Linked DNA regions of Mus musculus: all the other regions are linked to region 1. Evidence: chromatin loops called from intact Hi-C (ENCODE). Cell type or tissue: gastrocnemius. All regions are shown on one strand. Links, peaks and the distances in the headings refer to the core of each region. The heading gives the core; the rest is flanking DNA.

Region 1 (8,000 bases), core at 1-8,000:
GGCCTCGTCCATGTCTGGGGCTTCTGTGGGGCCTTTACTTGGTTTGTGGTGGTTTGGATTGAGCCCAGGGCTTCCGACACACTAGGCAAGTGCTCTGCCGTGGAGGCTGTGACTCCACCCCTTACTCTGTCCTTACTCGCTGCCCCTGTTTGGTAGTCCATTGCTGGCTTTAAATGTTCTCAGTGAATGGCTTATCCTACGGAGGGAGCCGCACATCACCAGCAAGTCCACCCACCCACTCCCCACCCTCTATTCCAGTCATATCAAATGACCTCCAGTCCATCCCACACGGGGGTGGGTTCTGAGTAGCTTAGCCAGGGTCCAAAGCTGGGATTGAAGCTTACGCTCCAACCTGTGGACCCCTGATCCCCACATCACAGCATCTGTCAGGACTCCCGGGAGGAGGAAATGTCACCCTAGGGGAAAGCCGTGGTCTTCTTAGACAGATAAAGCTTACGTGACTGAGCAACAATGCTGGCAGTCTCAAATGCCAGCAGTGTCATCTCTCAGTGATCATTATTTTATCATGGTGACCACTGTGACAAACCTTTTGTGATCCCAGTTTGTCAGTGTTGGGAGTAACAGCCTCACTGCCATTCTTCTGCCTGTTGGGAGTTCTCTGACATTCTGGATGCAAGGCTGGAAAGATGGCTCTGTAGTCGAGAACTTTTGTTGCTCTTGGAGAGGACCTGCGTTTCCTTCCCAGCATGCACATGGTGGCTCAGAACCATCCACAACTCCAGTTCTGTAGGTATCAGGCACACTCATGATGCACATAGATATAGGCAGGCAAATGCTCGTGCACACTCATGATGCACATAGATATAGGCAGGCAAATGCTCGTGCACATTCATGATGCACATAGATATAGGCAGGCAAATGCTCGTGCACACTCATGATGCACATAGATATAGGCAGGCAAATGCTCGTGCATATAAAATAAATACGTCTAGGGCCCATTTTTAAAAAGAATATTTTATGTGTATGAGTGTTTTATCTGCATGAATGTCTGTGCCCTTATGTGCTACATCTGTGCCTGGTGCCTTTGGAGACCAGAAGAGGACATCAGAGTCTTTGGAACTAAAGTTAAAAATAGTTATGAATCAATATTTGGGTGCTGAGTACTGAACTCAGGTTTTCTAAAAGAACAGCCATAATTTTTAACCATTGAGCCATCTCTCCATCCCTAAAAACCCTTTTTAAAAAACTTGCATGGATGAGAATCTCATATTACTGGCCCTGCCCACATCTCCCAGCATGCTTCATGGGGCCCTTGATTGGCATCCTTATCAGCCAGGTGGGGTTCTTGAGCCACTGGGCATCTGTGGCATGATGCCACCTTCTCTCTCAGGAGCTGGAGGCCCGAATCCCAGAAGGCCAGCACCTCTTTGAGAACCTGCTTCGTCTCAGGCCGGCAAGGGACCCCTCCAACGAGCTGGAAGATCTGCGCTACCGGTGGATGCTGTACAAGTCCAAGCTCAAGGACTCTGGCCACCTGCTGGTAGGTGCTGGGGCCAAAGGTTGGGGGTCCCAGGAGGCAACCATGTCTCGGGGAGACAGAATTGCATCTATGCATGTTCATTCCTGCGTGTCCATATTATCAGGCCACGGTGGCTGCTTAAAGGAGGAGAGGAACACTCTTGGCTCTCAGGTTCTTGTAATATTATTTATCCATCTTACCTCCCAGGGAGGCTGGAGTCTATGACTAAGGGCAGTGACTCCTGCTTAGTACATAAAGATGTCTTGCTCCCTCTGTGTTATAGTTTTACATCATTTCCCATTTGATCCTAGAACCACCTTCTGCTGGAATAGCTGCATCCCAGACTCCAGGGGGAATAGCTGAGTCCCACTCCTAACCCCAAGGCTAGAAGGGCCACATAGCCCTTCACTGGGGCGTGGTGTTGCCATGGGGATGCCATATGGAGCTGAATCCTGAGCCTCGGCTCCTCTCTTCCTGGCTAGCCCTTTTATCTCCTGGACCTCCTGTCCCTACGAAAACCATTGGTTAAGATAATGATAGCCTTTGTTAAAGACCATGACCTCCTAACTTGCCCGTGTAGGAGAGGGTCTGGTGACCAAAGCGAGACAAAGAAGTTAAGTGTCCTGGGTCCAGGAAGGAGCGGGTAGGGTGGCTCCCTGGACCCCACTTTTCAGCCACAGCTTGAGGCAAGCCAGGCTTTTTTGGCTCTGCAATTGCCAGGTTGGCCACTAGGTGTCAGCTCAGCCCAGGCCATATCGACCACATTCCGAGCCCTGGCCAAGGCCATCCAGACAGTGCCACCTGGACCTGAAGTGTGTTAAAAAGCTCATTAAATGGGATCCCCTGCTGGTGCAGGCTGTCCAGATGACCAGCAGTTTGAACAAAATACTCCCCTGACAGAATGAATATTCTGTTACGGGGGTTCTGCTGGGGTTTAAGTTTTACGCGCCTAGCTGACTTTTTTTTTTTTTAAACCCCATTTCTTCTCCTTTCCCTAAAATAACAGACCGAGAGTTCTCCGGGGGAGCTGACTGCATTCCAGAAGGTACGTGTCTGCCATCTGTTCCACACAGCTAGAGGGCAGAGAATGTGCAAGGCTTGGAGCCTGTGACTCTGGCGCAGGGTGTCTGGGTTTTCTAGAATGTTCCCGGAGAGCTGGAGATCACAGATGGAGAATCAGCTTTGGTCTGTAATGGGCTGGGCCCCCGAGGTGTGTGTTCTCAGGAAGCCCCAGGCTCAGGGAGGGATTGAAGTGTGTGTAGATGACTTAGCCTTGACGTGAGACTGAGAAGGACCCTGGATTTGTCATCCAGGCCTCGGGACACTCTGGAGAGAGACTGAATGCTGCACTGATTATACCTGTGACAGCAGATGTAAACCAGGACTGGCCCAGGAGCCTGGACTATCCCAGGCAAATAGATCTTGTGGCCTTTTTGGCCCCAGGGGACTCATTAGAAAGGGTGGTGGAGTCCTTTGCTCTGCCAGACAGGCTGTGCCCACTGCTGTCCACTGAAACACTTTGGCTCTTCCCGTACTGGTCACGGCGAAAGCGAGAACAGTGCCAGTTCCTGCCCTCTAGGTGGCACCCCTAAGGTGACACCAGGTGTCACACCAGATGACACAGCCTAGGATCTGGGTGTCAGGACTGGTGCTCAGTGGCCTCAGTTCTTTTTGCAGTGCTGTTTAAGGTGCTCCGGGTTTTAGAGAATGCACCCATGATCCTTAGACTCATGCATGGGCTTGGGCAGTAAGTCGTTGCTCTGCCTGTGGCAGAGGATGGCTGCCCGCTCACTTCCTGACCAACTAGCAATGAAGGGAGAGGGAGAGGCTGGGAGAAGGGGAGGGAAAGAGAGAGAAGGGGTGGGGAGGAAGGGGGAGAGGGGGAAATTGAGTACTGAGACCTGGGCATAAGCTTCAGCCAGCTAGGCTCCAACTCTCATAGTCTCTGTAACCTCCCCTAATAGGGACAGCCACCTAGGGGTCGAGCTGTCCAAACCACGATTCTGTGGGGACATCTGCAACTCAAGCCAGGACAGTCGTGGCTGGGCATCTCCATGCACTCTGCCACTCACAAGGAATAGCTTCCTTAACCCAGCTCTAAGCCCGTGGAGGGAACATCATGGAGACAAGATGTGCCCAGCAGCATGTGACTGCTAACTGGCATCAGCCTCAGCACCTAATGCTTTGCTGTCTCACAGGGTGCCTTGGAGGCCTCCCTGGGGCTCGGAGGGTCTCCCCAATCCTGTCCCTTGCTGTCCCCAGTGTTACCACTGTTTTCTTGCCAAACGTTGACCCTAATAACGTGAGTCCACAGCACAGTCTGGTTCAAAGGACCCGGCGTCACTTCAGATCCCTCGTGCCCCAGAGTCAGCATCCCTGGTGTGGACACCCTGGGTTCAATCCTGGCCTCTGGCAGCTTTGGGAGACCAAGGCTGAGCCCTGGGCCTTTCAGCTTTGTGGCCTTGGACAGATGACCCTGCCTTAGGTCTTCCCATGTCTTTCGTGATGTGTGAAATGGAAGCCCACACTGGCTTCATTTACTCTGTGGATTAATTTGAAGGCTTTTGTGAAGCCAGGAGGTGCTGAGGGAGGTGTGTTTCGCCGTAGTTCAGAATGATGTGAACTTTGTGGAGTGCAAAGGTGTCAGGAAAGGGCATGTGATCCCTACTGCCTGGCCTGGTGGCCCCTGGAGGAAATGGAAGTCCCAAGATCAGTGTTCAATCTGCCTGTGGTTGCTGCACTTTAAGCCCCTCCATGATTGAGAGTCCACATCCATGCACCCTAGGCCAGAGTTGATCAGGGGCAGCCAACCTTTAGTCACTGAGACGTAACATTATGTTCTACAAAGTTACAAAGAGCTGTTGCCGCTGTGGCCTCCTCCTCCTTCTTCTTCTTCCTCCTCCTCCTTCCTCCTCCTCCTCCTCCTTCTTCTTCCTCCTCCTCCTTCCTCCTCCTCCTTCCTCCTCTCCTCCTTCTCCTTCCTCTTCTCTTCCTCCTCCTCCTCCTCCTCCTCTTCCTCCTCCTCCTCTTCCTCTTCTTCTTCAAAAAAAACCCTCACAGTATTTTGTTTGTTTATAGTTTTGTGTTGGACCACATTCCTAGCTGTGACATGACACACGTACCCCTGTCAGAAAGATTCTAAGTGTTAGTTACATCTGGATCCCTGGTCTAGCCATGGTGCCTTCTAACCGCCTCTCCTTTCAGTCATTTCATTTATTTTGTCAATACGGAGTCATTGCTGATTCTGTGCGGAATGCTGTTTAAAGTGCTCAAATCCCACCAACCAACAAGAGAGTGATGTATGCCATCCTAGCGCCTGAGCACCTGGCTGCGTGCACAGTGCCAGGGACATCTATGTGGAACTGGGGTTGACAGTCTCTGGGTCAGGAGGCTCTGAAGAGCAGCAGCCACGAGGGTTCATAGCCCCAAGGTTCAACAATTAGTCCTGTTGAGCTACAGCCAGGAGATGATAGCCATTGTTCTGCTGAGTAGACAAACCAGAAGGTTCTTTCTGTGTGTCCACCCTGATTCAAACACATAGGCTTATAACAGTCTGGCTTCTGTGCTGGTTTCCTTCTAAGCCAGTGAGCCTCAGCCTCCTGTAACGAAGGAAGCCATTCACGGCAGCTCGGGACTCAGAGACGACCTAAGGGGTGGCTTGTGAGCCCAGACGGCTGCGTCCAACCCCTCTGAGGTCCTGATCCACTGCTCTGGATAGTTCATGAATCTGTGTTTCCAACATCCCCACGTATTGCTCACACTTCCAGTTCAGGGACCACACTTTGAGAACTGATGTTTATTATGCTCTGACTTCAAGTCCGGGCTCCGTCACTGGTGTGTGTGTGACATTTGGCAAATGACTCAACCATGATCTTCCCATGAAGGAAGTCCACGGAACTAAATCCAGGAAGAGTTTCCTTCTTGTTAACTGGCACATTGTCGGCTCTCAATTGTCCTGTATATGAGTGTATATGAGGGCCTCGCATGTCTGTAGTCACGCTCCCTACTTCTTCCAAGAGCAGAAAGAGCAGTGACAGAGGTCTTGTGTTAGTCAGCTTTCAGTTACTGTTACAGAATGCTTGAGGAAATCAGCTTACCAAGAGGGAAGGGCCCCCACCTCTTTTATCCTTATTGTTTACTTTTGTGTTTCACCTGCAGTAAGTCTGTGCACCACATGCATGCAGTACCTGTAGAGACCACAAGAGGGCACCCGACTCCCTGGAACTGGAGTTACAGTTGTGAGCTGCTGTGTGGGTACAGGAAATCAAACCTAGGTCCTCTGTAAGAGCAGACAGCGTTCTTTATAGGTGAACCATGTGCAGCCCCACTTCTTAAGGATTCTACTCCTCCAAGTAGCTAGCGAGGAGATCATTCCTTTAACTGACGAGTCTCTGTGGGACATTCAAAGCCGAAATTCATAGTCTGCCTATTGTTATTTATGTGGTTAGGTATATACAAGTGTGACAAAACTCCAAACACATGTGTACACATATGCACACACTTATGTTACGAATACTTGTGTACACATATACACACATGCATGCACATACACATGTGCACACACACAATTACGCACATGCTTATTTATGCACACATGCATGCACACACATATACACACATGCATTAACACACTTATGCACATGCATACTTGTACAGACATGCACACACAAACTTGTGCACACATACATGCACCCACATACACACACATGCACGTACCCACGCATATACAGAGGCCAGCCAGGTAGAACAGCAGTGGCTTCTGCAGAGGCTGTAATCTCACCAACTTGAAAACATTCTGTATATTCTTTTCCATCCACGGGGAAGAAAGACGCCCACTGTTGGGCTGATGATTTATGTGTGGTTGCTTCTCCACACTCCCTTACTCCGGCCAGCCCTCCAGTCATCTAACGCTCCAGCTACGTCAGCAGCTCTGGTCTGTTTGTTTGCATAAACAGAATAATTAAGATTTATTAAATTTGCACTGCCAACGCGTTAGCCAGCTTGGTGCCAGCAGATGCTTGCCTGCAGCCCTCAGACACGACACGTAAATGGTAGTTCTTTTTTTTTTTTTTTTTTTGGATGGCAGCTGGGACGGGGCTGGGACGCACCTCAGGCCTTTCTGTGGCCCGGAGTGGGGTGCCGCCCTCCCTGAAGACGGTCTTTTCGCTTGATGCCAGGTCTGACTGGTGCTGCTGTTTTCCAGGGCAAATCAGGGTGGTTTGCAGGGGCCAGGCACAGGTGCTTCCTGGGTACACCACACAGTGGGGCTCTTGGTACACTGGGCAGCGCACAGTGGGGCTCTTGGTATACAGACCTACCTAGGAATGGCATTAGGTTTTTGTGTGATTGTATTTCTAAGGTTTTTTTTTCCCTCTATTTTCACCTTACTGGAATTTAGATTTTTGTCCTAGTCTAGCTTTCCCAGGAAGTACTCACAATCACCCCCCCACCCCACCTCCACTCAGGGAGTACTCACGATTACCCTTCACCTCCACTCAGGGAGTACTCATGATTCCCCCCCACCCTTTACACTTAGGGAGTATTCACGATCCCCACCCCACCCCCCTACTCAGGGAGTACTCACAATCGCTTCCCCCACCAACTCAGGTGACCTTCACCTGAGAATCTTGGAAGTTGAAATCTCTGCTTCTGATTGGATTTCATTCTGGCTTTCTTTGGGCTACACATTTAGCCCACCTAGCTGGGGGAGTCTCTGCTTTTGGTTCGAATTATCAAGAAATAGCTTTTGGGGGGCTGGAGAGATGGCTCAGTGGTTAGGAGCACTGACTGCTCTTCCAGAGGTCCTGAGTTCAAATCCCAGCAACCACATGGTGGCTCACAACCATCTGTAATGAGATCTGATTCCCTCTTCTGCTGTGTCTGAAGACAGCTACAGCATACTTATAATAAATAAATAAATAAATCTTTAAAAAGGAAAGAAATAGCTTTTCCCCATTCCCTTCAACCAGATGTGGAGTGATCTAACCCTCTCTCTGTAAGGTCGCTGTCCTTGTTCCCTCTTCCCCACTGAAGACACAGCCTCTCCTTATGCATCTTTTTTCTCCTTCACTTCCTCTCTCTCACTCCATTCCCCCCCCCCCCTCCCACAGAGTCTCCCATAGCCGAGGCTATGTTTGTGAGGATGAACCAGGTTTCTAAGCCTGCCTCTCCCTCCTGAGTGCAGTGTGACAGGTGGACCCCATCATAGCCAGTTTCCCCAGTGTGGGCGATCAAACCCAGGGCTTCATGCGTGCTGGACAAGCACTCTACCTGCTGAGCGGTGCCATCCCCAGCTCCTCTGTGGAAGCTTTTCGGTCGAGTTTACTCTGGCCTTGGTGGCGACTGCTTTCTTTCTTGGTAGAAAGAGAACGGCTGCCTTTGGACAGGTACTTGGGTTGGGATATTGTGGTATCAGACCTAGGAGGCATTGGCTGGCTTCTCGTGGTAGAGGATAGCTCCCTAGCGGAGATTTAAATAACGAAAACAAACAAAACCAACAAAGAAAAACCTCCGACTGCCA
Region 2 (10,122 bases), core at 1,122-9,121, 170 kb after region 1:
CCTCAGACGACCTTGAAGAAAACTCCAGCGAACACAAGGTCCCTTCCAGGTATGTTACTAAGGCCCTTTCACTTTAGAAACGGAGGTGGGTCTCCGAGTGAGCACCTTGTGCATCCGTGGAGGGAGAGGCAAGCAAAGCCCGAGCCGTGGAGTTCAGCTGAGAACAGACAAGGAAGTGTCCATGTCCATGGGCATGAGGTGTGGTTGGCCATTCCCTACAGAGTCTGAACGCCAGTCACAGAACAGTCCTGGTTACCTCCCACCTCCTGCTTCCTTGTCTTGCTCAGGCACAGTGCGGCTAAAGATGCTGTAGTGTGGGTAGACCTAGTTAGCACAACAGAACTCTGCAGCCCCCATGTAAGCAGGCAGCATTGAGGCGAGTTCATTATGTGAGGGGGGTCCTGGAGCCTGCTGGCCCCGTGTAAACCGAGCTTCCACGAGCTTCCAAGAGCGCCCCACTGAAATCTCCTTGCTTGAGTAGCAATGGATAGGACTCTTCTCTGGGTACCTGTCTCCTAGATGATCATGATTAAGTTGGTCTTCCTACATAGCTGTCTACTGGCCTAGGCAGAGAGGCCTAGGAACCCACAGGACCCACGTACACCTCTGGCCTTGGCCTTCTGTCCTCCGTGGGGTTTATACTTTGCTTTATGCTCCTTCAAACTGAAGAGCTGTCCCACTACATTCCTCTCCATCACTCCACCTCAGCCTCTGGTAGAGAGGGCTGGTTGGGGGTGGGAGGGGAGAAATGGAGAAGGAGGGAAGACTCCATTACATCTCCTCCAAGCAGGTGTTTTGGATCACCCCCTCCTTTTTTTTTAAAAGATTTATTTATTTAATATATACAAGTACACTGTTACTCTCTTCAGACACACCCCAGAAGAGGGCATTGCATCTCATTACAGATGGTTGTTAGCTACCATGTGGTTGCTGGGAATTGAATTCAGGACCTCTGGAAGAGCAGTCAACCACTGAGCCATCTCTCCAGCACTCCCAGGGGTTATTTCTGCTGTATTCTTGTACCATAGCATGATTTGTTTGTTTTTTGTTTGTTTTTCTTCACAGAACAGTCATTCCTTTCCTTTAAGATTTTTGGTAGTTCTGGGGATTGAACCACAGCCTCATGCATGCTAGGAGGTGAGCTAGGTGAGCAGCCGGCACTACTTGCCAGCTCCCTTTTAGCTTTTGCTTTTGAGGGCGTGTCTCACTAAGTTGTCTAGGCTGACTTTGAACTGGCTCCATAGCCCAGGCCCGGGCAAGGCATGGAGTTGATTCCATCGTTTAGCCGGGCTCTGCCTTGGAGAGGGGCACTCGGTTCTTTGGGTAGATGAACGCATGGTTGACTGTGCTTGCCAGGGGGTCAGGGCTCACACCCATTCGAAAGTGCATATTGATACAATGTAACACAAACCCATCTATGAGGAAGTCTGCTGCAGCGAAGGGAACAGAGAGATTATTACCGCTTACCAGGAATGGGCTTTTGAGTTTGGAAGTATTACTTACACATAAGGGCAAGAACAGGGCTCCAGAGCTCCTAGCTCTGCACCGTGGGGGATCAAGTCACTCTGGAAGCTGCTGAGGCCCCAGGATCCCTTTTGACCCAGAGGTTACATTTTGCTTCATTCCTGTGCAGTGTTTGCGAGGTAACGTTCATTCCTGTGCAGTGTTTGCGAGGTAACGTAGCGAAACCTAGATTTGAGAGATACTGATGTTGCCTCACAGCACCTTTCTGAGAGTGTGTACTTAGGCCAAGCGCCAGGCTCCTGGGGGCCATGGAGGGGGCTTGCTTAGAGGAACTTGAGATGGCACAGGTGTCAAGGTACATGGCAGCCACGAAATACCTAGTTCTGCTAGGCAGCAACCAGGCCCTAAGGCCTTCTGAAGCAAGCGGGGTGACCCATTCTCCAGGGGAAGACAACTTCGGTTTCCACATAACATTGGCAGCTCCCAGCCAGGAGCCACAGTTGATGGCCTAAGATTCTCATGCCTCCACTTTGGGGGTGTCAGCTCTACGCAAAAGACAGAAGGGCATTCCATGTTAGACTCAAAAGATTTGGGCATAAAATCAGCCTCCTTGTGTATGAAAGGAAAAATGGTGGTATCCCTTAGGGCTGCTAGATTGGCAGAATGTAATGGCATAGCAAGGAACACCAGAGAGGAAGGCCAGCCTCCGGGCCTTGGGCTCGGCCCTGTCCTTAACACGCAGGGGACTGCAGGTGACTCCTGAAAACCTCAGGATGCTTGGATATAAAGGCCCCAATCCTGACCTAAACCCTTGGAAGTTTAGAAATACGTGACCTGCTTTCTGTTAAAAACTCTGATTTGTATTTTGGTATAGATGAGGGTCCAGTGTCTGTGGAAGGCACCAGGCCAAGGTGACTTTGGGTGACTATGTGATTTGTGCCCTGGGTGGTGCCCATTCACAACGTATCTTTGCTTTTCAGGAATAGTCACAGTGACTCCAGCATTTACATTCGGCGACACACTAATAGGTCTTTGGAATTGGTTAGTATGTGAACTTCTTCTTCCCTATGGCCCCTGCTAATCGGTACCTTCCCTTCCGTCCTCCCCTTCCCGGCCCTGAGCTTTGAGATTACTGACCTGCGCCAACCTTAACTTGGGGATAGAAGACAGACACACTTGGAATCTTGTTAAGCACAGTCCAGTTGGATGTCCAGTTGGAACAAGAAAGGATGTAAATAAAGCATTGATTCCAAAGCCCCAAGGCCTCTTTGTGAAACCAACCAACCAACCAACCAACCAACAAACAAACAAACAAAAAATCCAAGACATCTCCCTAACCCCGCACCCACATCTGGAAAGATCAAAGGCAGAGCAATCGTACCCAGCCACTCGAGGGTTCCCTTGTGACATCTGCAAGTGCTGAGAACTGCAGAGGCCCTCACTCCAGATCCAGGCTAGGTGGTTGGGTGGGTCTCTTCCCGATCACCCTTGGGGGGGGGGGAGGTCAGGGGAGGAGGCAGAGGTATCTACTGTTTAGCAATTTGATTTTTGAAACTAGATGTCTGCAGTATCGAGAAAAGCGTGGCGTGGTCAGCTTTGTAAGCTTAAAATCACCTTGTTTTCTGTTTCAGAGTTTTCATCTTTACTAATTGGGTTGCGGGGTTTTGTTTATAAATTTCACTGTAGGACCATTTTAGCTATGTTCAATTGAGGAACGCAGCTGATCTGGATGACAGGAGAAACAGAGTGTTAAACAGGTTGGTGGCTTCATTCCATAAGTTTATGGAATTTAAATATATTTATATATATATTTATAAATATATTTTATATATTTGTATATTATCTATTTTATGTATTTATATTTCTCTTTATAAATATCATATAATATAAATATAATATAAATATATTTCTATATATTTTAATATGTTATTAAATACATATATGTTTATTTTAATACATATTTATGTGTGTGCATGTATATATGTATATATCCTAACTCACAGGGGCCATTATTTTTCGGCTATGGCTTATTGACCATGCTGTTAATAATTTGGGAAAATACCAGAAAATAGCTATTCCAAATGAAGTAAAGTGAATGTAAGTGGATGAGGGAAAAGTTAGCAATCCCTGAATCCGGGCAGAGAGGCAGCGCACAGCTCAGTATGTGTCTTGGGCAGAAGGCGGTTGTCAGAGGTAGAGCTGTATGCATCCCCTCCCATAGGGCCTGACTCTCTGTCCCTTCTGTCCCACTGCAGGTACAATTCTCAGAAGCTCACTGAGCTGATTTTACAGTTCTACGGCATCAGAGCAGACATGAAGCGCGAGTACAAACATGCCAGGCTGTCTATGAAAGTATTCGTTACTGGTGGAGAACTAAATTGTCTAGTTGATAGTTCTCAAGTTACAGTAGTAAACTGGTGCTGAGACTCCCGAACCTTAGAGCCCCCGAAAGGAATCTTAGTTCTGACTAAGCCCTACCCTGTTAAAGGCACAGAAGTGCTTGATCCTATTGCCCCACCCCTGCGGATTTGCTCAGGTTTGGAAGGGTTATATGACCAGGCTCGGTCGTCTCTACCCAATGCCCTAGGATTTCCACTCTTATGTGTCCTAAAAACAAATACAAGCAGGATCCCCTGCTTCCTTCCCAAGCCTAAAATGGAAATGCTAATTTCAGTTTTCCGCCAAAGGGAGTTCGCAGCTAGGGAGAAAATGCTTTTAGCTTTGATCAGGTAGGGCATTGGCAAGAAAAACTTGACATGTTCAGGAGTGTTCCCTACCTCCAGCCACAGAGTTTATATTTTTTTCTATGCAAGCTAGGAAAATTGTACCCTGTGTCTGGTATTCAGCCATAAATCACTCCATTGCAGATGCCACAGCCCACCCATAGCCCCTGTGGGCTGTGACATGAAAATGGCCCTGTGCAGCTCATACTTCAGGCTTCTGTGTATCAGTTCCCCACCCACCCCTTCCTACCTTTCCTTGGGATGGTTGGTTTTTGCCACCACCTATTCCCTCCAGTTAGCACCCCGTTCATTACCTGCCAGGCAAAAGCAACCTGGCTCACTTGTTAAACCCCCCCTCCCACCACCTAAAAGAAAGGTAACTCTGACCCAAATCAAAGCTGACAGTGCTTCTGAAGGCAACCTGTCAAAGGCAAAACTTGGGGTGACTTGACTTGTTTGTCCCCAGTAGCTGCTTTGAAATTATCAGCCAAAGTCCCTTTAGTAACTGAGGCGTAGGTAGGTGAGAGCTGGCAGTCCTACCTCCTCCTGAACTGTCCCAGGAGACCTGGCTCAGCTCTATCATGAAGTAATTGTGTGGCCTTTGACAACTGCTGCCCAATGACTGTCACTGTGGTCATTTGTGAAATGGTTGGCATGGCTCCTTCTGTTAGGGAGTGGTGATGGAGCTCCCTCTCCTGGAACACACACACACAAATGGGGACCTCCCTGATGTATTATGGGAGCCTTTATCTGCGGATGGGTTGTGGGGTTGAGGTTCAGGATGGTCTTCCAATCATAGGGACCCCACCAATAACCATCCTGTCCCTTTCTTTCCTTCTGCAGGACTGGCACCAACTCCTCTGGAGAAGCTGTGCCCCTGGGGAACCAGAGCCCGCCCAACGACTCTCTGACGCAGTTTGTACAGCAGCCCGACGTGATATATTTCATTCTCTTCCTCTGGCTCCTCGTTTACTGCTTACTGCTCTTCCCACAGCTTGATGTCAGCCGGCTCTGAAACATGTGTCTGGAGAATAAAAAGACAGGACCCTGGCCAGGGCGGAGTCTTTCTACCGCATCTTACTGTCTGTTCAGGGTTGAGCCACCTGTGCAGAGATGGAAGACGGCAGAGGGAGCACAGGCCCCACACCCCCTGTTGCTGTCCGGTTCAGTCTTTGCTCACATGTCCTCTGATTCTCTAAGCCCCCCTCCCAGCCCCCCCCCCCCCCCGAGAGCATGCTTTCTTTCCAGACTGTGTGCTCCCAGCTCAGGTTTGAGGCTGGATCTGTGGACGCGATTCCTCCTTATGTGCCTTGTTTGGTCAGATGCGAGTCCTTACTAATGTGTACCCCAAACCTGGGTCTTAACATGTGCACATGCAGGTTCCTAAGGTCCTGGAGGAGCTTGAGTTACTTCCTTTTATCTCAGGGGAGGGCCTGCCCAACTCTGAGAAAGAGCGGAGTCTGTGGTAGGAAGAACGGTACCCTGTTTGCCTTCAAGTGTGAGTGTTTGAGCGATAACCTGCCCCAGCCTGGTCATCCATTGCTGGGGACTTAAACAGCACATACCTGCCCGTTCACTGGAAATTACACCCGGCCATTGGCAGACTCCAAAGAAGAGGGTGTTTCTGCCAGGTTTGTTGTGAGCTACAACCCATTCGTCTTTCACCTTGGTGTTCTTGGAGGGTTGCGTTTTTAATTCGCCTTTTTATTGATTGAATTGAGGTACGGCTCTAGTTTTAAAACCTGCCCATCAGTAGGACCTCCTATCAGATGAAAGCCAGTCTAGATTTGCATGCAAAGCAAGGCTCTGGCTGACTGGGGTAGCCCTGACTCTCCCTTCCTCTGCTGAGTCTTCTGTATGGAACCTGTCTTTTTTGAGGGGCTGCATGAGGTTGCCCCAGGGGGCTGGAAGTGGCCCAGCCAAAATAAGCTCCCACAAATGGTGGCGCTGGGAGGGTTTCTGCAGGTTTCTGGGCTCAGGAGGCATTCGTACCTTGGCACCAGCATCCTTTGCGGTCAACCAAACAGAGATCTTGCAAAGGCTTTCTGGAAAGGACCAGGGTATAGGCTGGGGCAGGCAGGTTGCAGGAAGAGAAAGGTTTCTTTTCTCACCCTCCTGTCTTCCTCGGCCCCTACCTACCCCAGTGTCCCCTGTCCACTTTGCGAAGGCTCAAGTCTGGCAAAGCTCCAGCTTCTTCTTGCCCTTGCTATCCCTCTCAAAAAGCACACACTAGCAGGGCGTGGTGACGCACGCCTTTAATCCCAGCACCCAGGAGGCAGAGACAGGCAGATTTCTGAGTTCGAGGCCAGCCTGGTCTATAAAGTGAGTTCCAGGACAGTCAGGGCTACACAGAGAAACCCTGTCTCGAACCCCCCCCCCAAAAAAAACACACTAGGCAGCCCTTATAAAACCACAAACCGTTAGTCCAGAATGGGCCTCAGGGAGCATCTCTGAACTCAGAGAGGCAGAACAGGCTGGCCAAGGTCACACAGCCTATCACAGACTGGTCACTAGCCCCCAGGCCACTTGGCCCCCGAGTCTGGAACTATTGCTTTTTCTTTGTAGAAAACGTCCAGCCAGGTACACAAATGTCCTCACTCAAACACAGCCGTCCTTTTTAGACCTTTTATTAACCTCCAAGCTTAGCCTGGGCTCCTTCTAGAATGTTCTTGACGGCTGTAAAGGCTTATGTGTTGGTTACTACTCTTGTTGCTGTGACAAAGCAACTGAGAAAACAACTTAAGAAGAAAGGAGAGGGTCTAGGGGCTCACAGCTCCAGGATGCGATCCATCATACAGCGGGCATCGTGGCAGCAGGAATGTGAGGGGGCTAGTCATGTTGTATCGGGAGGCAGAGGAAGGGGAAGGGGGGAAAGAGTGTGTGTTAGTTCAGGTTGGGACCCCCAGTCCAGGGGATGGTGCTGCCCACATTCAGGGCAAGCCTTGCCTCTTTCTGGAAAGACCCTCAGAGTCACTTCCAGAGGTGTGTTTCCATGGATACAATGGGAATGAGGCATCACATCTTGCATCTGACATGAACGCTGCTCTTCACCCAGGAGTCATTCTCCTTAAGCAAACCAACGACTCAGACAATTTACATAGCACATTGAGTCAGGACAGTTAAAAACTTGGCTTCTCAGCCATTTTGATTGGCGTCTGCCTCCCCCTCCCCCCAAAAAAGAATTGAAGCTTTCTAAGAGGAGAGAGGTTGGGGGCTTGGAACACTTCCAGGTTAAAGGCCCAAAGCTCCAAAGAAAGTGAACGACTTAATGAGCTCCCTGGTCCCATTGGAAGTTCAAAAGTACAGATGATAAAGGTTTTATGTGTGATGTTTTATGACCTCGCACACTGCAGGGTCCTTGCCCAGATGAGGTACCAAAGAGGAGCTGGCCCAGATGTGAATCGTTTATTTTATGGGTCTAGACCTTGGTCCGAAGTCTGCGCATACTGCTTCTCTCGCCTCCTGTGGCTTAGAACAGCCTTTAAAACTACTACAGGCAAGATGCCCAAGCATCATTCGGCTCAAACTGGCAGGAAGTTGCTAGTTGAAAGGGAAAAATAATCTCACTTGAGTGTAGGGGCATGTAGAAGAGACCACTTATGGAAAGCTGCTGGCAAGCTGTTGGTCACTCGACATCTTTTAAAAAATTTATTTTTAAAGAGTGAGTGAATGTGTGTGTGTGTGTGCGCGCGCGCGCGCATGAATGCAGGTACCCATGGAGGCCCTAAGAAGGCATCAGATCCCCTCTGTGGGTATGAAGAACTGAATCAGGGTCCAGTGCAAGAGCATCATGTGCGCTTAACTACTGAATCACGTCTCCAGCCTTGCTTAGTTAGCATCTATTAAATAAGAAAGTGCTGTAGGTTTGAAACAAGGGCAGCTGCCCCTGAGGCTCATTTGTGGTCATAGTCCCTTTTGTCTACCTTTCAGCTGTTTCTCCTACTATTCCCTTCTGTGTCCTCTCTTCCTCTTCCTTCTGTGTCCTCTCTTCCTCTTCCTTCTGTGTCCCCCCCCCCTCTGTCTGTTTTTCACCAACTTTTCGAGAAATGGAATGTGAGAAATAAAAAGCTTTAGTTTTGTTTTGTTTTGTTTTGTTTTGTTTTGTTCCATGACTTAACATGTCTGTCTCCTGCCCTACTGTGTGGCTGGGTGTAGCTCCGCAGGTGGCAACATAGCCCTTGCTGCTGCTTTCCAGTGGCAGACTTAAGATTCCGATGCCGTTTCTGCCCCATGCCTTTGTACAAGACAAGGACTCTCCCTTCCCTGGTTGACATCCCCAGTCTCCTTTCTCTTGGTGGCCTGACCTGAGTGTGTCCTGTCCTTTGCTGTGGCACCTATTCTGGGTCCTCATGGGAAACTCCTTAAATCCTCTTACAATTTCTTTCTTTCTGAGCCCCTGGCTGCCCCAGTATGGGGCCTCCCTGGCTTGTCTTCTAACGTTTTTTTGTCTCTTAAATCCCTCACCTCTGTCTGTATCTGCTTCTGAGGGGATTTGCTCCATCTTCTCTTTCCAAGAATGTTTTATTTTTAGCTTCTAAGACTTCTTCCTTGTTCTCTGAGTTTTGTTGTGTAGCCTCCTGTTCTTGGTTCAGGAGTGTGAGTCTTCTTTGTGGCTGACGCAGCTGTTTGGGGGGAGGGGGGACATTGTCTGCCCTCAGATGTGCCTTTGGGTCCTCTAAGGTCCATTTTTCTCGGTTGAGCTGGGTCGCTGTCTCTCACATTGTGCACAGATACCTGCATCTACTCATGTTTCAGGGCGATACACCCAGGAGCTGGCAGGATGTTCTGACAACCATCTGGTAAGGTTCTGTCCAGTGTCGCCCAGTGAGCTGGCTTAGCTCTGAGAGGCTGCCATGTCAGTAGTTAAATGTTTCTTCTGGGGCTTATTCCATTTCCTTACAGAGCTTCCTGCCACTCCTCTGCCTGGAAAAGAGGGATACACACAGGGCTGTTAGCCCATGTAGTACACTTGTGCAATACTAGTAGTGGTCCCCCTCTGGGCAGAAGCCACCCACCATCCATATTTGGTTTAGTTGGCAGAGGACAGCTGTTTTCTCTATCTCTGAGCAGACACAGCCCTCAGGTAAGACAAAGCATGGGTTTTAACCCCCACATGCTCCCTTGGCCAGGTGCCTTAGTGTCAAGCACAAACCATAGGATGGGACCCAGATACCCCTGAGTTCTGTGTTCTGGCCTTGAAGCAGGCAGTCTCAGGAATCACTGTGTAACCACTTGAAGCTGCTCCTGCCTTGCTTCTGTCCCTGGGCTGTGCCCTGCGAGTCCTCTATGAATAGGAGGCAAGACAGTCATCTGGCTGCAATGAGAGGGCAGGAGGCCCAAGAATCAGCGCTGTATCTCACCTTGCAGTCACCATCCCAACCCACAAGCTCATCTTGGGTGCCAAGCTGGGCAGCTCCTCATTGCTGCCCCCTGCAGGCACATGGTAGGGAGGACCCTTCCCTGCCTCTTTCTCAGTGGTCTTCTTCAGCTTTGAATGGGTGGTGCCTGTGGCCTTTGGCTTATCTTTTCCAGTCCGTGGCTCTGGAACTTTCTCTTCCTTTGCACTTCTTCCGACAGGGGAAGTAGGCAAGCACAGATGCTCTGTACCCCATCCTCTGTTTAGCTTTATTACTTTTCAGTTTCATTGTTTTGGGGGGGAGGGGTTGGAGGAGTGTGGTCTTACTAAATAGTCCAGGCTGGCCTTGAACTCTTGATCCTCTTTCCCCATCTTCCCAAGTACGAGGTTACCCCGGTGCTTGGCTTTTGTGTGCCATCTTGACCCATAAATGCCTTTGGGTTTTCTGGCTGGTGGGTTAGGTGGCTCGTGACCCCACTGACTTCACTGTGAACCTGTCTTGAATGAATCTGCTGAAGCTCTGAGACATGAAGGGCCCTGGGAGCATCGGGTGGCACAAGAACGCTGCGTTCACAGGTC
Region 3 (10,122 bases), core at 1,269-9,268, 100 kb after region 1:
CTTATTCCACCTGCCATCAGAACAGAATTTTTTCCAGAGTCATGACTGCATTTGGGGATGTGTGTATCAGCTCTGTCACCTGCCAGATGATGGCTTCCAGGACCAAGGAGGATGCTGAGTCTCCTGCTTTATCTGCTTCGCTTTATTCCCTGGTCACAGGGTCTCACACTGAACCTAGAGCTGAGGCTGGTGGTCAGCAAGCTCCAGCAAGCCCCTGACCCCTGACCCCCCAGCACTGGGTGCATGGCCACTCCAGGTTCTTAGATCAGTTCTGGGGATTTGAACCTGGGTCTGCAGGCTTGTGCAACAAGCCTTCTTATACACTGTGACATTTCTCTGATTAGTTTTCTTTGTATGACTGTGACCACCATACTTGAGGGAGGAAGGACCGGCTGACTTTGCTGTTTCAGAGATGTGACCACCTGGCCCTTTGTGCTTGGGCAGGATATCAGTGTGGGGAGGTGGCACTGTTCAGGTCATAGTAGGCGGGGGGGGGGGGGGGCGGGGAGAAAAGATGGAAGGGACTAGGGACAGATATAACCCTCAAAGGCACATCCCCAGTGACCTTCCTTTAACTACGTCTCGGACCCTCAGGTTTTCAGAACCCCCTTAAATAGCACCATGGCTGGGAATGAGGTATTCAGCATGGACGCCTGCAGGGGACCTCTCATATCCAAGCCACCCCCCCTCCCCCACATCCCTGCCTCCATGCTGAGTCTGACAGGCATGCTTGAAGCCTCTAGGACCGTGCAATGTGAGGGACTCAACCCCGTCTTAGCAACTACAGCAAAAGCAGGTGTTGGGAGGGAGTGAGGAGAAAAGAGAAAAACAGAATGCTTGAAAGTCCCTTGAAATACTCAGAAGGGAGAGCCTGGAACTTAGCCTGGGGAGGCTCATTTCTGCCATTTGACCTCCAGAGTTATAGGATACAGTTGCAACCTTTTAGGCTACCATGTTTGAGGTAATTTGTTACAGTAACCAGTGAAAGATGACAGGAGACGTCTCTGTGTGGCCAGGGGAAGTTTTGCCAGGAGATGAAACCAGGGAAACAAACAAGGCAAAATTTTGAGACAAAAGGACCCTGGGCAGAGGAAACACTAAAGTACAAAGGTCCCCAAGGCCAGGAGGCACTTGACCCTCTCAGTGTCGGTGGCCAAGTCCCTTGGTCAACATGAGACTGCTGACCTTCGTCCCAGTGGACTCTCCATCAGCCATCTTCCTGGGTTTCCTTTTGTGCCAAGGGCTCTTTCAGCTCAGAGAACTGTGTGTATCTCCAGGCAGGTCTGCTGTCATTTCTTTGAGAGCCTTCTATGTCCCCTGCTGTTCCCAGCTCCTGCCTGGCTTGTCCTGTGGTACCACTTGCTGATACACCTGTGGCCTCTGCTGGGCAGCTGCCCAGGGTGAAACCTGGCTCTCCTCCACCTCTGTCTCATCACTGCCTGAGGCACAAGAGGCAAAATATTTGTTAACAGAGCGCTGCCTCTGCCAGAAGTGTGGGCCTATTCACCTTACTTTGGACTATGACCGGGCTAAGGATGCCAAGGGCTCTGGCTGCCTGGACAGGAGGTGGAAGGTGCTGGGGAGAAAGCAGCTCGCAGGAGACTTCCAGCCCACCCTCCCCCATCCTCACCATCCTAGCTACATGATGAGATTGGTACCTCTTGTTGGCATTCAGCAGGCCTGAGCATGCTGAGAACTGGCAGGATTAGGAGGCACTGGGCCCACTTTCCCCTGTCCTCCTTCCTACTGTTCCCTGGAGACTGTAATCCTGTGGACGACCCCAGACCTCTGGGTCCCCAACGAGCCTGGGCCCCATCCTCAACCAGGGACATCTGAGCAAGGGCTGAACCTTGTACTATTTTGTTCTTTCCTTTCCCAAGCAGAGCAGGGGTGGATGCCTCTGACCTCTGAGCTGGCCTGGGCCTGTACACCCTACACCTCACTCACCAGGGTCAGGCTGAGCTTGGATACAGAGAGATCTCTGATGAAGACCACAGCTTAGTAGACCAGGGTTGGGATGGGGGTGAGGGGCTTAGATGTGTGTGTGCATTTGAGCTGATTAAAAGACAAATCAGAGAAGGTTTGAAAAGGAGGAAGGGGTGGGCAAGGAGAGATGGAGGGAGGAAGAAGGACGGAGGGAGGGAAGGAAGGAGGGTGTCTTCATTCCCTTCTGTTCCTGTTCGCCATTTTTCTGGCTGCTCCGTTCCCTCACGTGTGTTCCTCTCTATCCTCCATCTTCAGCCTGCACTTGGCTTTGCTGCTCACTTTTCTGTGGTTCCTGCTACCTGGTTTTGGCACACGGCTGGTGTCCTGTGTGGGGACCAGAAAAGTTATGCTCTTGCCTGTCTCATGGCTCTCTGGTACCTGCTGTTCTGAGCTCCTGCCTCTCCCAGTCTTCTTGGTCTCCCTGTCAGCCAGTCCTGGCCCCTTTGAGAGCCTTGCAGGTGCCAGCCCTGGGATCTGAGAGCAGGTGGGATTGGAGGGTGTTTGGTGCCCCTTGAGACTGTGTGAGGACACAGTATTCAGAGACTTGCACCTGAGCCTATTTAAAGTCAAGGTGTGGTCTAGTAACAAGGGGACAGTCAGTGCAGGAGAAAGTCCCTTCCTGGAAGTTGAGGAGCCAGTGTCATGGGTCTCGGGATTCAAGCACCCAAGCTTCTTGCTCTGAGTGTCCTCATATTCTCTGCATCCTTAACCCTGGTGTAATAGGGCAGACTCATGGAGTCTGCTGCATGCTGAGTTCAGCAGCTGCCCTGAGAGCCAACGACTCCCAGTACCCTGGTGTGCGTGCGTGTGTGTGTGTGTGTGTGTGTGTGTGTGTGTGTATGCATGTATACATACATACAGTAATACATCTATATTGTCACAACTGCATCCAATGGCACCATTATCTCATTTTTGCAGATCAGAGTCTGACAGTCCCTGGTGACAGTCAAGGTATTGTTCACCTGGTTTCTTGCTGCCATTAACTTGTAGGGGCCTCTTGCATTCCCTAGCCTGTGGCCCCTTCCTCACCTGCACAGTCAGGGGCATTTCCTCTTCCATCCTCACCTCTGTTTTTGTCAGTGTCCTGCTTCTCTTTGCCTTCCTGTGGACAGTGAGCCTCTTGTCACGGAGCTGGTCGGAGATGGTGCTAGTGAAGTTGGGGCTGTTATTTTAAGCGATTCTAGGAGAGGCGGTGAACTCTCTAGAGACTTGTAAAAATAGCATCCTTTCTGGTTTGCAGAGAGGTACATGTCCACTGTCTACGGATGGTATCAAAAACACAGAGGAGAAATCAAATCATCTCCCTGCACCTGCCTCGTGTGACTCAGTTCCCACGGATGGATTGTTTTTTCTGGGTTTTTCTGATTAGGTGCTGAGCTCAGACTGGAGCTGGGGGGGGGGGCCTGGGGGGGCTGACACTCAGTGACCACGCTGGCTCCTCAACTCTACCCCCTAGGCCCTGAACGCCTTTGGGAGCCGTTCCCAGGCCTGCAGTGATGTGGAACACAGTCATGGGTAGAAATCACACCATGACTGGTAACAGGAGCCTGGCAGGCACCCTATGCGCTCTCTCCTTGCTTTTAGGACATCTGTATAATATACCTTTAATGTCACTTTCCCCTCTTTGTGCCCCCACCTCTCCTGTGCCCAGTGCTGGCTCACGGTGCCCTGTGCTATGAGAGTGCCCCCCTGTGGTGGCTTCTCTGCTCTTGGCAGCTTGGTTTGTCCCTCTGGTCCCTCCAGCTCTGGTCAGGTCTTTGTATCTTCTCTCTCATCCCCACTTCTAACGACATCATCCTGGGACATGCGCCTACCTGGAGAGACACTGGGTCACAGGAGACAGGAATTGAATTCTGGGACTCTGAACCATGACTGGATTGTTTTTTGTTTTTTGTTTTTTTTTTCTGAGGGTGCTACTTTGCAAGAGGCAGGTGCAGCCTCCCCGTGAGTGGGTCCCTTTGGTGGCTTTCTGCTAAAGAAGCATTTGTTCCTGCAAATAAGGAGCCTCCAGGGAGAGGAGGCAGCTGCTGTGGCCAGGGACATTTCCATGGAACATGCTGCTGTTTGGGTTTCATTTCCTTTCTGATGCAGGCTGTGGCTATCAAGGTGCCTTCTTATTAGTGGTAATAAGGCAGGAGCCTTCTATGTGCAGAACTGGGTGGGTGGAAGAGTCTGGAAGGAGCCACTGGCAGGCTTGTGAGGCATCTGGCACCCAGGAGCTGACAGGTGGTTTCCTTCATGGGGGCCAAGCCCCAGATGGACAGGAAGCACCCACTTGTGCTTAGCCCAGAGTGGGTGTTGTTACTAGGGACCAGAGATGATCACAGCCCCCTGTGGTCCACTCTAGCTAGCCAACACTTTTTCCTCCCAAGATGCTTTCTTTTACTGTAGTTCTTGAGAAGAAATGGAGGGTCTGATACTATCTGGTGGAAGCCAGGCGAGTGTGGGAAGCGTTCATGGTGATGGTGACTGTCTTGATCTCCATGAGAGATCGGGCACATTTTCACAGGGTGTCTGCTTTGGCATCAGAACCCCCTGTTCCGAAAGTTCCTGCTTTTTCTGCACCCTTAATTCCACAATAGAACCAGATGCACGGTGCGTCTGCTACACGCTAAAGCCAAGGGCGGGAGGATGGCAAGCGCTTAGAATGTCAGCTGCCCTGACAGTCGGAGCCTCCGTGCCATGAGGTGCTGGGCAGGATACCTCTGGCTGCTGGGATAGATTGTCACGGCCCTCTTATCTTTCAGCTCTGCAGGCCAGAGTCTGTCACAGTCACGGGTGGCATTCGAGGCACTGGCCAGCCTGTACATTGCTATCTCTAGCCTGCAGAGGCCACACTCATTCCTACTGCGTGGAAGTTAGCAAAGCTCAGTGCCTAGAGGTGATTGGCTGCACATGGCTGGCTGGGGGGGAGGAGCCAGGTTTACATGCAAGCAGGGGTTTCGACTGTATGGTTGAAAGTGGGAAAATAGATATTGAATGGTCTTGGGTTGGGGACCATCTGCAAGTTAAGTGTGTGTGTGGGGGGGGGGGATCACTTCTGACTCTGCTGGCTCTAGATCCAGTGGCCTCTTCCTCTGGGTCAGGCTTTTTGCCTCATCCCTGTGGCTCTTGTGCTAGGAGCAACACTCTGTCAGGTCTGCTCTGTGCTTTGCAGCTGGACAGTAGTGTGCTGGCCTCTGAAACCTAGATGCCAATAGCTTCTGTCCTCCCATTGTAAAACATGCAATGTCTCCAGCAACCGATAGATGTCCTGTCTGTGTGTGTGTTTGTGTATGTCTATGTGTGTGTGTGTGTGTCTTTGTATGTGTGTGTCTGTGAGTGTGTCTCTGTGTGTGTTTGTGTATGTCTGTTTGTGTGTGTGTCTCTGTGTGTCTCTGTGTGTGTGTGTCTTTGTGTGTGTGTGTGACACAGGAGTCTTCGAGGCTGGAGCATCATTGCAATCTCTTCTTTCCCTCTCCCTCCTCCCCTCCCTCTCTGCTGATGTCCCTGATCACTGGCTGCTGTCCCTGGTACAGTCTGTGCCTCCCACATATTTCTCCCTCTGCCTGGTGGCCTCTCTGTCCCAGACTCATCAGCTTTGCTTGTGAGGGTGGATCCTTGCCAGCACTGCTGCCTGAGTCCTCACTGAGCTCAGTAAATTTTTATTGAAAGGCTGAGGGACTGTTGCATAGAGCCCCAGAAGACACACACTAGACCAAAGGAGGTCTCCTTCCCACATGGGGTTTCCAGAATAAAAGATACAGGAGGGGGCCAGCATTCTGACATTCAGGGGGTGCTTCCCTCCCACCTATGGCCAGGCAAGGGGTGGGATATAGGGGCAGATGCTCAGGAACCTGACAGGACATGACATGTGGCAGTGTGTTTGTTGCTTGACCACAGGATGACATGCCAGCTCATCACAGGCCAGGAGCCACCATGTCTTGGCAGAATGGGCACACATGTTAATTCACTTGAGGATTGGGGGTACCATGCAGCCCGTGGGAGCCTGGAAGGTGTCGGTATAGTGTGGGGCACAGTATATTGTGCTGGACAAGGAAAGAGGAAGGTGTGGTATTGTAAAGTACATTAGTGGAGGGGAAAAAAATCAGGATTTGAGGACTTAGGGGTGCAGCGAGGGTTGCTCCAAGAGAGGGGGACAGACAGGAATCACAAGTTACCATAGTGGACTCTGTCTCAAAATAAAAAACAAATCCCACAAGTGTTCATAGCAGAGTCACAGCCCCAAATGTCCATCAACAATCCCAAGCCCATCACAGAAATTGTAGGTCATGCCAGACCTATAAACTGTGGTATGTCCATATTATGGAATATTACTCAGCAATCGAAAAGGATAAAACTCTGATAGATGCTACTATCTGCATGCTGTGGAATATTATAAACAGCAATGAAGTGCCGATGGGTGTTGCAACATTATAGGAAGTGAAGAGCTATTTGTAACTGATCCCTGCAGAGAAAGGGAAGTCAATTTTCTTCGCTGGAGTCTCACTGAGCGCAGCTCCAGGGCACTGGAGTCTCACTGTGCGCACGCTCTCCAGGCCAGGCCCCAGGCCAAGGAGCAGCTGGTCAACAATAACAACAAAAATGGACTCTGTGGTGTTTTATTTGTTTTTATATTAGTTTTGTTTGTTTTTTATTTTCTTTTCTTTTTTCTTCTTGGAGAGGGAGAATGAGAGAGAGAGAGAGAGAGAGATAGAGAGAGAGAGAGAAGACATGAAGTTGGATGGGGAGAGAGCTAGGGAGGTTTTGGGAGAAGTTGGAGGAGGGGGAATATAATCCAGTTTAAAGAAAGGAGGGAAGCAAGCAATCGGAGAACCCAACGTGGTTCCTGAATGGCCAGCAGTGTCTGCAGTGGTGGCCTATGACAGGTCCAGTCTCTGTGAGGAAGATCGCTGGAATTCCCAGAGGCCTGTGTGGGACGGGAGGCAGGGGTGGGCTGTTGCTATGGAGAACTCTGATGACACTCAGTCTATAGCTCTTTAAAGCAGCGTGTTCTTCTCAAAGCTGGAGAATATCACTGGGATGCACGCACACGCACACGCACACGCACAGGCTCAGGCACACGCACACGCACATATACCCCTACCCCGCCTTCAAGCTGGCTGAAGGTAAATGTTAAACAGAGCTCTGTCTGGGCATGAGGAGAGTGGCTTGCTGCATCTCATTTCAGCCAGCCGCAGGAATATGATTCATCAGGAAGCAAAAATGAGAAATTGATCTAGTAGGGGCAATAGCAAGTCATTACCCACAGAAAACGTGACACATAGACAGGGCTTTCTTCTCTCCTTCTCAGGCTCCCGAGTGCCAGGGGTCACACCTATTCCGAGGAGTCCAGATCAGCTGCAGAAGCAGCTATCACTCTGTGTGTGTGTGTGTGTGTGTGTGTGTGTGTGTGTGTGTGTGTGTGCGACAGATCCAAACTCTGCAGGGGAGGGTCTGCAGGCTGATTAGACGAAGCCCACCCACACTGCCAGTTTCTATGTTCATCTCATTCGAAAAATGCCTTCGTCGAAACATCTAGAATAATGGCCAAATCTTTGTCTCCTGTGGGCTTGCTTGTCAGGTTGACCGGTGACGTTGACTGCCGTGGTAGCTGTCCAGAGAGGTGTGGGAATGGGGATGTTGAGTGTTAACTGTGTCACCCGTGTCTTGTAGAGATGGAGGCCTGACCTCTGTGTCTGCGGGTGACATGGCCCCTGTGCACTGAGGTTGTTCTGAGACTCCCCAGCTTTTCGTTCAGGCTATCTTAAGGGGCTGGTCTTAAGGCAGGCCACTGAATGGATAAGCAAGGCTGGAGTGAGAACTTACTGATGTGTGGTGACCCCGAGAACCAGTGATTAGCGAGTGTCTCCTAAAACCCTTTGCCTGCCCTCCTCTCAGTGCTTCCTCTTTTAAGGCTCACAGCACCCCTCCTCCACCCCAGGCTGGTGCTGCTACTGCTTTTGTTTGGCTGAAAACTGAGGCACAGCTCAGAGGATATACTTCAGGTGTCCTGACTCCTCCTCCAGCAGCTCTGGGCTCCGCCCAGCTCACCTCAAACTTTTACCATCTAACAAGTCCATTCTAAGTTTGTTCATAGTGCAAGTTCCACAAGGACCTTTGTCCCCAAATCCCCAAAAGCAGGTTGAAGTCAGGGGCGAATAGATACCTCCCTCTCCTCCCAGCCTCTTCCTTGAGTGGGTATGGCTACTTGGCCTCTCCCTTCTGGTCACATAGGCCAGGCTCCAGTAGGCCATATGACCACTAGGCAGCAGGATAGGGCCCTGCAGGAAGAGCCCTGGGGTACCTGTCAACTCCATGCCATAGACTCCAGCTAGACTCTAAGGGGAATTTTTTGGAATCCCAGAAGGACACACTGAATATTCTAGTTTCTTTTGGTTGCTATAACAAAGTATCCTGACACCAGGTGGTGGTGGCACACACCTTTAATCCCAGCATTTCGGTGGCAGAGGTAGGCGGATTTCTGAGTTTGAGGCCAGCCTGGTCTACAAAGTGAGTTCCAGGACAGCCAGGGCCATACAGAGAAACCCTGTTTCAAAAAAGCCAAAACCAAAACAAACCAAAACAAAGTATCCTGACAGAAACAACATATTTTTTTAACTCCATAGTTCCAGATGGGGACATGGAAGAGCTTAAAACAGCTGGTCACATTGTCTCCCCAGTCAGGAGAGAGCAAGGAATGCAGGCAGGCCAGGGCTCACCTCACTTCTCTGCACTTCTCCATCCTAGGATCTCTTTGCCTAGGGAATGGTGCCACCCACATCTGATGGGTCTTCCCACCTCGATTAATGAAATGGAGATGCGTCCTGCAGACATTCTCTGGGATTCTCCCAGGTGACTCTAACTTCTTTCGAGTTGACAGTTAACCCTGATCACCATGCCAGGTGATTTTAGATCCATTGCTTTAGATCCATTGCCTGTCCTGCTACTGCAGAAAAAGAGTAATCCCCACTTCACAGTGGGTACGATGTCATCTCTGAAGCCCTCAGTGCCGCCCCTGCATGCCACTCGCTCTGTGCAGATGAAGTGGCCTCTCCTTTCCTTAGGCATGCAGTAATAGATGCTGGAAAGACCACTCTGCTCATTCTAGCTGGTCTTCCAGCCCAGCTTTTGCTGTGTGGCACTCTAGTGGTTAGGATGGGTTTATTTGCTTGGCTTCTGTTTGGGAAGGTGGCTGGCTGCCTTTTGTGGAGCAGAGCAGCTGGGCAAAGGCGAAGTGGCCATAGCAGAGTAGTAGCTGGCCAGCCTCAGGGCATATACAGTCATATGAGGAAATAGTGGCTCCATGCCCACGGAACATAGCTCTGAGATGAGCTTTAATGCATTTGAACAGGTAGGGATCTGCACTTGCTCACACTGTGGGAGATGCTTGGAACATTCATGCTGATTTATAATGTTTGGGGGGATTTAAGAATGTGGACATGGATGTTAACCCTGTTCCAGGGGATGCTAGCCCAGCCCAGTTTCAGGGGATGCTAGCCCAGCTTCAGGAGTTGCTAGGCTAGCTCAGCTCCAGGGGTTGCTAGGCTAGCTCAGCTCCAGGGGTTGCTAGGCTAGCTCAGCTCCAGGGATTGCTAGCCTTGCCCAGATCCAGGGATTGCTAGGCTAGCCCAGCTCCAGGGATTGCTAGGCTAGCCCAGCTCCAGGTGTTGCTAGGCTAGCTCAGCTCCAGGGATTGCTAGGCTAGCTCAGCTCCAGGGATTGCTAGGCTAGCTCAGCTCCAGGGATTGCTAGCCTTGCCCAGCTCCAGGAGATGCTAGCCCAGTTCCAGAGGATCCTTGCCCAGCTCCAGGGTATGCTAGCCCAGCTGTAGCATTTGTTACCTGGCCTTTTGATGCCACCTGCTTGCAGGAAACCCCCCTCGCCCCTTCCCCTGCCAGATAAGATGCCTGGTGGAGATCCATTTTTTTTTAAAGATTTATTTATTATTATATGTAAGTACACTGTAGCTGTCTTCAGACACACCAGAAAAGGGAGTCAGATCTTGTTACAGATGGTTGTGAGCCACCATGTGGTTGCTGGGATTTGAACTCTGGACCTTCGGAAGAGCAGTCGGGTGCTCTTACCCACTGAGCCATCTCACCAGCCCCGAGATCCATTTTTGATGCACAGAGAACAGACAGTTAGAGGCTGCTG

The links. A loop is a pair of places that touch in the nucleus more often than their neighbours do. Peaks named below come from ENCODE experiments on the same cell type or tissue, not always from the same donor. Only the 100,000 strongest peaks of a DNase experiment are listed, where the experiment ranks them.
Region 2: it touches region 1 in a loop (6-fold over the local background); 14 of 42 quality-filtered maps call a loop at or near these places.
Region 3: a loop joins it to region 1, with 4 times the contacts of the local background. A loop is called at or near these places in 22 of 42 quality-filtered maps.

Annotation. Positions count from the first base shown.
Region 1 is chr12:104,934,107-104,942,106 of GRCm38, reverse strand. Syne3 (spectrin repeat containing, nuclear envelope family member 3) reads left to right here. Exons shown (of 19, transcript NM_001042699.2): 17 at 1,352-1,501; 18 at 2,487-2,525. Among named protein-coding and RNA genes, the nearest start is that of Syne3, 61 kb to the left of the region's middle. In gastrocnemius, for the core only: a CTCF peak has its summit at 5,680 (motif pointing right); DNase peaks (open chromatin) are centred at 3,465, 3,798, 3,816, 5,671 and 5 more places.
Region 2 is chr12:104,766,872-104,776,993 of GRCm38, reverse strand. Clmn (calmin) reads left to right here. Exons shown (of 14, transcript NM_053155.2): 10 at 1-49; 11 at 2,445-2,505; 12 at 3,151-3,221; 13 at 3,720-3,812; 14 at 5,031-10,122. The coding sequence ends at 5,202. Among named protein-coding and RNA genes, the nearest start is that of Dicer1, 20 kb to the right of the region's middle. In gastrocnemius, for the core only: a CTCF peak has its summit at 4,887 (motif pointing left); DNase peaks (open chromatin) are centred at 4,961, 5,250 and 6,344.
Region 3 is chr12:104,832,740-104,842,861 of GRCm38, reverse strand. The region is part of intron 1 of Clmn (calmin); the gene reads left to right. Among named protein-coding and RNA genes, the nearest start is that of Clmn, 27 kb to the left of the region's middle. In gastrocnemius, for the core only: a CTCF peak has its summit at 3,681 (motif pointing left); DNase peaks (open chromatin) are centred at 3,652, 4,210, 4,698, 5,559 and 2 more places; H3K27ac peaks cover 346 bases.